Linked DNA regions of Homo sapiens: region 2 is linked to region 1. A link is an interaction called in ENCODE POLR2A ChIA-PET data of the cell type or tissue named here. Cell type or tissue: Caco-2. All regions are shown on one strand. Each heading gives the region's core, and the rest is flanking DNA. Links, peaks and the distances in the headings are about the cores only.

Evidence for each region. Peaks named below come from ENCODE experiments on the same cell type or tissue, not always from the same donor. Only the 100,000 strongest peaks of a DNase experiment are listed, where the experiment ranks them.
Region 2: POLR2A ChIA-PET joins it to region 1 with 6 read pairs; 26 of 35 experiments call an interaction of 5 or more read pairs at or near these places.

What each region holds. Positions count from the first base shown.
Region 1 is chr14:20,346,034-20,351,412 of GRCh38, reverse strand. It overlaps PARP2 (poly(ADP-ribose) polymerase 2), which reads right to left. Exons shown (of 16, transcript NM_001042618.2): 4 at 4,500-4,550; 5 at 791-887; 6 at 291-366. Among named protein-coding and RNA genes, the nearest start is that of PARP2, 5.1 kb to the right of the region's middle. In Caco-2, for the core only: a CTCF peak has its summit at 293; no DNase peak of the experiment used is centred there.
Region 2 is chr14:20,618,061-20,623,439 of GRCh38, reverse strand. No RefSeq gene overlaps it. Among named protein-coding and RNA genes, the nearest start is that of TRL-TAG2-1, 4.6 kb to the left of the region's middle. RefSeq lists an enhancer at 23-162. In Caco-2, for the core only: no CTCF peak of the experiment used is centred there; a DNase peak (open chromatin) is centred at 2,189.

The DNA of each region.
Region 1 (5,379 bases), core at 270-5,269:
GAGGTCAGGGGTTCGAGACCAGCCTGGCCAACATGGCGAAACCCCATCTCTATTAAAAATACAAAAATTAGCTGGGCGTGGTGGTGGGCGCCTGTAATCCCAGCTACTAGGGAGGCTGAGGCAGGAGAATCACTTAAACCCAGGAGGTGGAGGTTGCAGTGAGCTCAGATCATGCCATTGCACTCCAGCCTGGGCAACAAGAGTGAAACTGTCTAAAAAAAAATTTTTTAGAGAATATACATCTAAGAAGAGGAGGGTATATTTTTTTGTAGTCACTTTTCAGCACTCACTTCTTCTGAAAGATTTCCTTGGCCTTGTTGAGATTGCCTGAACAAGCCACCAGGCTGTGCTGTCCCATTTTCCCAACTGCAAAGGAAATGCCACACATAAGATAGTTCCCTAAGAGTAACAGGCCAGCTCTCCAAGATCTCTCTGCTTAACATCTGACAAACAGGCAGGAAAGGGAGAAGGGAAAGGTGAAAGGATTTAGGGAACTAATCATGTTGATACAAGTTACTTGCTAACTGCCATAGTCTATGAGCACTACTAGCAGTTCAACTATAGAAGAGTTTTCAGACTCAATGGGCTGCTCTTAGTTTTTCCAGTGGGAACTCTAAGGAGGATGCCTGCCATTCCCCAATTTCAAGATGCTCAACTTGATTCCTAAGGCTCTCCCAGACTTCAGAGCCTCTACTGACCCAATTTAAACCCAGAGAATCCTTTGGCCACCCACTAAGCTGCTTCTGACTTTCTGAATGCCAACTCATAAAATCTCAATAAAAATCATTACCTCGGCCCCATCTCATCCAAACACTGAAGTTCCTCTGGGCATCATCTTCTAATAGCTGAATCAGATAGTACTTGTTGTTGTTGAACTGGAGATTGGTCTATGTTGAGTGAAAACAAAAACAAAAAAAAGGAGTTTTGCAAATGGAAATCACATAAACCAATGACTCATCCTTCGTCACAGGTGCCAGTTATTTCCATAAGGAAAAGGATAGCATCAGGCAAGAAAATTAGATTCCTGTAAGATTAAAGATATAAAGAAGAAATAGGGCTTATACATTAAACTTTGGATTCTTAGGAATTAAAGTGGGAGCCTAGAAGCTTCCTAAAACCCTCTATCCAACCTCAAATATCCTACATTGAATGGCTCCTCCAGTTTTTTCCTGCCTCAGCTCCCTATTTAGATATTTTCTAAGCTATATGTGTTTTCCAGCTCCCAATCCACTCCCAATAATTATTTCCCAAATGAAAACAATTTGGATGCTCCAAAGGTCTAAACCTGTTATGCTCAACTGTTAAATGACTTACTCCTTGACAGTTCTACTCACAGCTTTTGTTTGTCAGCTGCAGAAATTTGACAATGAGCTGAGAGCAGGGCAATAATGGGAGGGGACAAGGGATACGCAAAACCACTGCCACATCCGTCCCATACCTAACCTGACCTGACTTGGAGATACTGAGAGAGAATATGGCCAGTATCTAAAAAGAGGTATCTGTAAGTAAATCACTCAGAGTGAAGAGAGAGAAGTCCATGATAAGGCATAGCAGCTGGTGTTGTATGGCCGAGCCCTGGATATGGAGGCATTCTTTTTTGTTAAGCATGCTGCCCCTTCCTACCTCTATCTCCTGCTTGCTCACATTCTAAAGCCATTGTACGACCTTAGCCCACTGGTGAAAAAAAAAAGGTCATTAGATGTTAGAACAAAAAGGAGCCTAAGATATTTTCTTTTTTTGAGACAGAGTCTTGCTCTGTCGCCCAGGCTGGAGTGCAGTGGTGCAACCTCCGCTCATTGCCACCTCTGTGTCCTAGGTTCAAGCAATTTCTTGTGCCTCAGCCTCCCTAGTAGCTGGGATTACAGGCACACGCCACCATGCCAGACTAATTTTTTTTTGTATTTTTAGTAGACATGGAGTTTCAACATGTTGGCAAGGCTGGTCTTGAACCCCTAACTCAAGTGATCTGCCCGCCTTGGCCTCCCAAAGTGCTGGGATTTTAGGCATAAGCCACCATGCCCAGCTTGATATTTTCTTTTCCTTTAAAAAATTTTTTTGTAAATGTTTTTATGGTTTTTATTTTTTATTTTTTTGAGATAGGGTCTCCCTCTGTCACCCAGGCTGGAGTGCAATGGCTCAATCACAGCTCACTGTAGCCTCAACCTCCCAGGCTCAAGCAATCCTCCCACCTCAGCCTCCAAAGTAGCTGGCCCATGCCCGGTGTTTTTGTATTTTTTTGTAGAGACAAGGTTTCACCATGTTGCCCAGGCTGATCTTGAACTCACACCTGAAGTGATTCTCCAGCCTTGGCCTCCGAAAGTGCTAGGATGACAGGCATGAGCCACCACACCTGGCTGCCTTAAGGTATTTTCCTTCTTTTCTTTTTTTTTTTGAGAAGGAGTTTTGCTCTTGTTGCCCAGGGCTGGAGTACAATGGTACGATCTCGGCTCACCACAAACTCCGTCTCCCAGGTTCAAGCAATTCTCGTGCCTCAACCTCCCGAGTAGCTGGGATTACAGTCATATGCCACCACACCTGGCTAATTTTGTATTTTTAGTAGAGATGGGATTTCTCCACATTGGTCAGGCTGGTCTTGAACTCCCGACCTCAGGTGATCCGCCCGCCTCAGCCTCCCAAAGTGCTGGGATTACAGGCGTGAGCCACTGCACCTGGCTAACCTTAAGGTATTTTCTATCTGCTCGTGGTATTTTAAGTAGAAGAAATAGTAAGAAATAAATACTAATTGGTTGTTAAAATTATATATGTTGGATCAATAAATTCAAACATGAAGTCATATCCAGGAAATATATTAATGAGGCAAATGTATTATCTACTCAAAACCACAAAGGTAAACAAGAGAAAAAGGTTGATTAAAAAGAAAGCTGAGCTTGGGGGCAGATGCCTGTAGTCCCAGCTACTTGGGAGGCTGAGGTTGGAGGATCACACGAGGTCACAAGTTCAAGGCCAGCCTGAGCAACATAGCAAGACACTGTCTCTAAAATTAAAAAAAAAAAAACCCAAAATTTTTTAAAAAGGAAAAATTAATAAATTTAACTACAGAAAAAATTTAAAACTTCAATATGGGCAAAAAGTGTACTATAAGGAAAACCAAAAGGTAAATGACAAATCTGGAAAACACAAGTGGTTTGTATTACAGACAAAAGGCTATTCTCCATATTATATAAAGTTCCTCGAAACCAGTAAGAAAAGGACCAATAACTTTAGAAAATGTGCAAAACAGCTTGTCCCAGTGGCTCATCCCTGTAATCCCAGTGCCTCATGAGGACAAGGCAGGAGGATCATTTGAGGCCAAGAATTCAAGACCACCTATCCAACATAGCGAGATTCTCATCTCCATAAAAAATTTAAAAATTAGTCAGGCTTTGTGGCATGCGCCTGAAGTCCGAGCTACTCAGGAAGCTTAGGTGGGAGGATTGCTGGAGCCCAGAAGTTCAAGGTTGCAGTGGGCTATGACTGTACAAACTGCACTCCAGCCTGGGTGACAGAACAAGATCCTGTCTGTTTAAAAAAAAAAAAAAAATGTGCAAAAGGATATGAACAGAGAGTTAACAATTTCAATAAATGATATGAAATTTGCAAAAAAAAATCTTCTCACAGAGGACTCTGCTATCTGATAAGAGTGTGCTAGGGCTGAGTACTCAGGTGTTTAACCACTAATGGCTAATATTAATATAAAGGACTTGCCGGGCGCAGTGGCTCATGCCTGTAATACCAACACTTTGGGAGGGTGAGGTGGGTGGATCACCTGAGGTCAGGGGTTCAAGACCAGCCTGGCCAACATGGTGAAACCCCATCTCTACTAAAAATACCAAAAAATTAGCCAGACACTGCACCTGTAGTCCCAGCTACTTGGGAGGCTGAGGCTGGAGAATTGCTTGAACCCAGGAGGCAGAGATTGCAGTGAGCCGAGATTGCACCACTGCATTCCAGCCTGGGTGACAGAGCAAGACTCTGTCTCAAAAAAAAAAAAAAAAAAAAAAAAAAAAAAAAAAATATATATATATATATATATATATATATATATATATATATATACACACACACATATGAAGGACTTTAGGCAAGGCGTGGTGGCTTACACCTGGTAATCCCAGCATTTTGGGAGGCTGAGGTGGGTGGATCACTTGAAGTCACGAGTTCGAGACCAGACCCTGGCTAACGTGGCGAAACCTTGTCTCTACTAAAAATACAAAAAATTAGCTGGGAGTGGTGGTGCACGCCTGTAACCCCAGCTACTTGGGAGGCTGAGGCAGGAGAATTGCTTGAACCTGGGAGGCAGAGGTTACAGTAAGCCGAGATTGTGCCACTGTATTCCAGCCTGAGAGATGAAGTGAGACTCCATTTCAAAAAGAAAAAACAAAATTTAAAAAAAAAAAAAAAAGGGACTTTAAAGATCTGAACACTGTGATGCTATCATCAATAATTATCAAGAAGATGGTCTCATAAATATAATGGTGCCACCTCTTCTTGCCTCTTACCTGATTTAGCATGACATCATAGACATCATTTCCTTCACAATACACATGAGCCTAGAAAGGGAGAGAGAGAAAAAATCAACATTAGTATAGGTTCAGCCCTGACATCCTAAATGAGGCTCTAAATTTTCTTATGGCTCAAGTCATCATTCTACAGCAACATCAACATTCATCTCCCAAGGAAAGAATTGCAAACCTATGTTCTACCAGTAACCTGGGTGTAACCTTACTATAAATGAAAACATGCTTCCTTTTTTTTAACTATACAAAAGATTCTGAGTTAGGCTGCGCATGGTGGCTCATGCCTGCAATCCCAGCATTTCGGGAGGCTAAGGTGGGCAGATCACTTGAGGTCAGGCATTCGAGACCAGCTTGGCCAACATGGTGAAGCCCCGTCTCTACTAAAAATATAAAAATTAGCCCAGGCTGGGCGTGGTGGTGGGCACCTGTAATCACAGCTACTTGGGAGGCTGAGGCAAGAGAATTACTTGAACCTAGGAAGTGGAGGATGCAGTGAGCTGAGATCACACCACTGCACTCCAGCCTGGGTGACCGAGTGAGACTCTATCTCAAAAAAAAAAAAAAAAAAAAAAAAGATTCTAACTGAGTTAAAGAAAACTTATTCCAGAGGTAGCCTTCTTTTTTCCCCATTCATCAGTAACTCATGCCATTCCAGGGTACAGTTTCTCATTAGAACAAGAAAACAGTTTTCCCTTAACAATGATACCATTTTCTGGTTTAAAAAGAGAATGAGGTGTAGAAGGCTGATGGCAACCACAAAAGGTACGCATGTGATATAGTTTGTATATTTGTCTCCTTCCAAATCTCATGCTGAATTGTAATCCTCAGTACTGGAGGTGGGGCCTGGTGGGAAGTGATTCAA
Region 2 (5,379 bases), core at 84-5,083, 270 kb before region 1:
TCTGTGGATCCAGAAATTCTCCTGGGAGCCTAATTAAAGTTGCCTAATTTTAAGTGCTCTCTCTGTCCCCCATCTCAATCACTCAAAAAAACCACAACCCTTTCTCGCCTCTCCTGGCTCTAGGCCTCTGAGGTCTCTCCCCAAGCCCTGGTGGCCCAGCGGGTCAGGTTGAGGGCGAATAGAGAGGAAAAAAGCGTTCTTCCCTGGGTCTCCGCGGGGGCGAAGGTCCTGCGAGTTCACGGTCACCGCTGCCAGGAGTTGGGGGAGGCGAGCAGAAAGGAAGTTCTTAAAAAGCAGCTTTAAAATAGGGCTCAGGGAGCACCGCATAAACGTAGAACCCAGGCAGGGAAGCGGGGGCGGCATAGGAAAGGGCAGGGACGTTCGGAGGTCGGAGGCAGGCTCTCCTCCCGCGCCCCCCCGCAACTCTAGTCCGGGCTCCCCGCGGTGCCTCCCAAACTCACCCCGTGTTACATCCCCCTCTTCACGCCTCGTCACCCTCTGGCGCCAGCACCCTCCTCACCAACCTCCAGCTCACCGGCAATCTAAGCTCACTGGGTACCCACCGTTGGCCCTGACCAGGTCTCTTTCTCCCTAGAAGGAGGAAGTCAGCACCCAAGGCCAGCAGGCAGCATCTCGTAGGTTTTGAATCCAGCAGGATGGTCAAAGATATGGCCTCCTACGCATCACTTAAGACGGAGAGATTAAAATACCCGTCGCCAGCCCCTTTGGCTGAATGTATGACTACTAAGAAATTTCACGTTGTGTTTTCAAGCTTTGGAGGAAGCCTTAGGGGAAAAGGAGTGTGAGCTTACTGCCTCCATCAGTACACGCAAGTCTTTGCCAGGGTCAGAAGTGGAAAGACTAATGTTCTTCTTAAGCTGGAGAGAATCCTAGGAATCCTGTGCCACCATCTCAGTGTGCAGGCCGGGGAAGCATCAGCTTGAAAGAAAAAAAGAAAGATCCTGGGGCTCTTTACGACTTGAAAGAGCTGTGCAGGGTGAATGGGAGGGGAGATAACAAATATTTAAAATATCTGTTGAGCTATTATACCTAGAATTGAGCCAATAAGAGACTTAGGGCACATGAATGGGTCTCATATTGAAACTTTTGATGAGCTCTCCAGATGAGATTTTACAGTCACATTTATGTCTCTGTGTTTCAGTGCTAGTCTGATAAACATACCTGCTATGGTTTGAATATGGTTAATTTGTCCCCACTAGAACTCATGTCGAAATTTGATTTCCAATGTGTCAGTGTTGGGAGATGGGGCCTAGTGGGAGGTGTTTGGATCACAGTAGTAAATTCCTTATGAATGTCTTGGTGCCCTTCTCTCTGTAGTGTGTGAGTTCTGGCTCTGGTGAGATTGGATTACTTCCTTTGGGAATGGATTAGTTCCCTGGGAGAGTGGGTTGTTATACAGCCAAGAGGCCCTCACTTTTTTTTTTCTTTTTTTCTCTTTGTATGTGTCTGCTTCCCCTTTGACCTTCTCTGCCTTGTTTTGACCTAGTGTAGTGGCCCTCCCCAGAAGCCTGGCTGATGCTGGTAACATGCTTCTCCTACTTCCCAGGCTGCAGAACTGTGAGCTAAATAAACCTCTTTCTTTCTAAATTACTCAGCCTCATGTATTCTATTACAGCAACACAAAACGAACGAAGACAATACTCATTTGGCCAGGTGTGGTGGCTCACGCCTGTAATCTCGGCATTTTGGGAGACTGAAGCAGGCACATTGCTTGAGGTCAGGAATTCGAGACCAGCCTGGACAACATGTCAAAACCCCGTCTCTACTAAAAATACAAAAATTAGCCGGGCATGGTGGCATGTGCCTGTAATCCCAGCTACTCAGGAGGCTGAGGCAGGAGAATCGCTTGAACCCAGGAGATGGAGGTTGCAGTGAGCCGAGATCGCACCACTGCACTCCAGCCTGGGCAACAGAGATTCCATTTAAAAACAAAAACAAAAACAAATAAACAAAAAAAATCATAATACTCATTTAAATAACCCATAGTTTCTCTATGTGTTGACTTTTTTTTTTTAAATATGAAGATTCTCAAGTGATGGAAGTGGCCTGAGCTCATTTTGATCTGTTTTAGTGCCAGATCAGGCAATAAAAGGAAGCAGTCAACAGGAAAGAACCTATCATCACAGCAGAGCCCTCTTTGATCCTGGAATGCTGCAGGTTCAAATTCCTCAAACTGACAGGCGTCAGAGCACTTTCTTATCAAGAAAGTACCACACTCTCCTGTTCCTGGCTGAAGTTCCTTTGCTAACAAGTGGGCATAGCTTCTCCTATTCAATTTCCTATTCAGTGTTGCTGGAGTACCTATTTCCCACCTTGTGCTCACAGGATCCTTCAGTAGGGAGGGAGGAAACTTGGCCTGTTCCTTTCAAGAAGTGGATCACATGTTGGATTGCACAGCTCAAACAGTAAGTGCCCTGAGACCCATAAGCCAGGTGTCTTGGCTTTCCTAGTAGAATGCCAAATTTGCTGCATACTTGATTGCCCAATATCTAAAGCAAATAGATAACCACCCTTTTGGAAAGATGCCTGATACAAATACATGCAATGTGTTCGTCTGGCTGGCACATGTCTATTCCTTCAGTCTTCAGCACAGAATGCTGATATTCTAGGCTCTAGCATTCTGTAATATTGTCGGAGAGTTTAACCTTGAATTTCTTGCTATCCATACCTTGTTAATAGTTCAGATGATGAAAATTTATAGATAAGCAAGAGATTTACTTTAAGGCCTTAATATGCAAAGTGTGATTGGGGACCAGCAGCATCAGCATCTTTTGGTAGCAGATTAGAAATGCAGAATCTCAGGCCTACTGAATCAGAATCTTAACAAACTCCCCAAAAGTTAGAGTATGCATTAAATTTTGAGAAATACTCTATGTACCAACTTCTGTATCAGATGTTCTATGTTCATTTAGAGCATCTGAAAATTCCCACCAGAATCTTTCTGGATCAGTCTGCAGCAGAAGACACGCACTACATTGCAATGTAAAGCTCTGTTCCTAGCTCCAATAGAGAGCCATGCCCCAGTCTGGGCATGGTGGCTCATGCCTGTAATCCCAGCACTTTGGGAGGCCTAGGCGGGCGGATCACGAGGTCAGGAGTTCAAGACCAGCCTAACCAACATGGTGAAACCCCGTCTCTACTAAACATACAAAAATTAGCCGGGCGTGGTGTTGTGCGCCTGTAATCTCAGCTACTTGGGAGGCTGAGGCAGGAGCATTGCTTGAACCTGGGAGGCGGAGGTTGTGGTGAGCTGAGATCGTGCCATTGCACTCCAGCTTGGACAATAAGAGTGAAACTCTGTCTCAAAAAAAAAAAAAAAAAAAAAAGCCATCCCCCTATTGGCCTGAGGACCCCTCTATGTGCTGTAAAATCTTGCTCAAAATTAAATACTATATTTAAATTAAATAATATTTTTGATGACTCCATCAGATAGTCAATGCTTTCAGCATTTATTGAACCCGACTTACTTAGCTCTGATATGGTTTCATATGGTTATCACATTGACCATCACAGTAAAGCAAAGTACTGTGATTGTACTTAGAAGTTTTCTATGCAGTGGCTCACGCCTGTAATCCCAGCGCTTTGGGAGGCTGAGGAGGGCGAATCATGAGGTCAGGAGTTCGAGACCAGCCTGACCAACATGGTGAAACCTGTCTCTACTAAAAATACAAAAAAATTTAGCCAGGCGTGGTGGCACACACCTGTAATCCCAGCTACTTGGGAGGCTGAGGCAGGAGAATCGCTTGAACCCGCGAGGCAGAGGTTGCAGTGAGCTGAGATCACACCACCGCACTCCAGCCTGGGCGACAGAGCAAGACTGTCTCAAAAAAAAAAAAAAGTTTTCAAAAGTAAATGCTCAAAGTAAAAAGAGGGAAGGGAAATTTCCTTATACTCAGCAGGGAGATTTAAGCCCCTTATTTCTAGTTTGTATTTGTCTTTACACTTTTCACTGAACTTCATTGGAGAGATGGGACCAGAGGGATTTCATGGAGTAATCCAGTGAAATCAATCACCTCTGCAAGCTTCAGGTGAAAAGAAATGCAATCTTTGAACTATGGTATGATCAACAGGAATGGAAAGGGGAAGGATATGAGGCATTTTTTATTCTTTGTTTCTGTCCATCCTTCTGGTATCATTGTCCTCCTTCACCTACTCAGTCCCCATAAATATTGTAATAGTCTTGGTGCTTTGGGTTTAAAAAGATCGTGTCTGATGTACAATTTAATTTCTTCTTTGATTTCCCTCTACTGCTTTTCCTAGTCCCTGACTTTAATTCCATAGTGTACCAAGTGCTCAAAACACAGTCAGCTTCTCAGTGAACACACAGGAGTGTTTATAATGGGTTTAAACATTTGAGGCAAGCCAGTGGGGTGCATGTGCCAGGAAGCCTTTTGGGTCTCGGAAATAGAATCTTGCCCACTTCACATCCACCAAATAAATCTGTGCTTATCATTTGATCAGGTTTGGGGAGGAGCAGAAGACAAACAAGAATATTATCCTTGCTCATTGGGAACTTGAATTTGAATAAAAGAAAATATCTTCTCCACCTTTTACAATATATACAATACAAACCTAGAAGAATGAACAAACACACAGAGACACACACTACAGTTAGATGGCAATACAAGTGGTAACTGATAATCACCAGAGTGAGTGTAGCCTCAGTTTCCAGAAGGTAAGATGTCTGTGGAAATCTGAAGAAAACTTTGAGAAAGTACAAATCGAGGCAAGTACGTGTGTGTGTGTGTGTGTGTGTGTGTGTGTGGCTAAAGCTTTGCAAACTCACGTTCCTTGATGTCTGAGATAAACAGTCTATGTATCTTGGAAACCAGTATGCCTGTCATAGGTGTTCGTGGATGTTGTTACAGTGAATAATTGGTTGAGTCCTGGTAATTGTGCCTACTTTTCTGGGATATAAATTCCTGACCTTTAAAAATATTCTATAGCCAATGAAGCTGAAAATTACAAAGTCTTCCCCAAAGGATGACATAATAGTTTCCTTTTCTGAACAGAAGCTCCTTGAAATAGTGCACTGTCATGTAAATAAGTATCAGTCATTAGACTTCATTCTTCCTGCTTGGTTTACTAGAAATTCAGTCCTACCTAGACCCTAGACAATCTATCCTGGAAAATTAGTAGTAGGGTCCTTGACAAAAATATTTAAGCTGAATCTAATCATGAGGAAATAAGTAAATATTGAACTGAATCTTATATGAGGAAATAATCACATTCAGAATGTGAGACTTCCTGTAAGACAACTGCCATGAGAAAAGAAAGTCTAAGAGGAGGGGAATTTTCTAGATTAAAAGAGACCAAAGAGATGTTACAACTAAATGCAGTGAGATATATTGTTAGAAT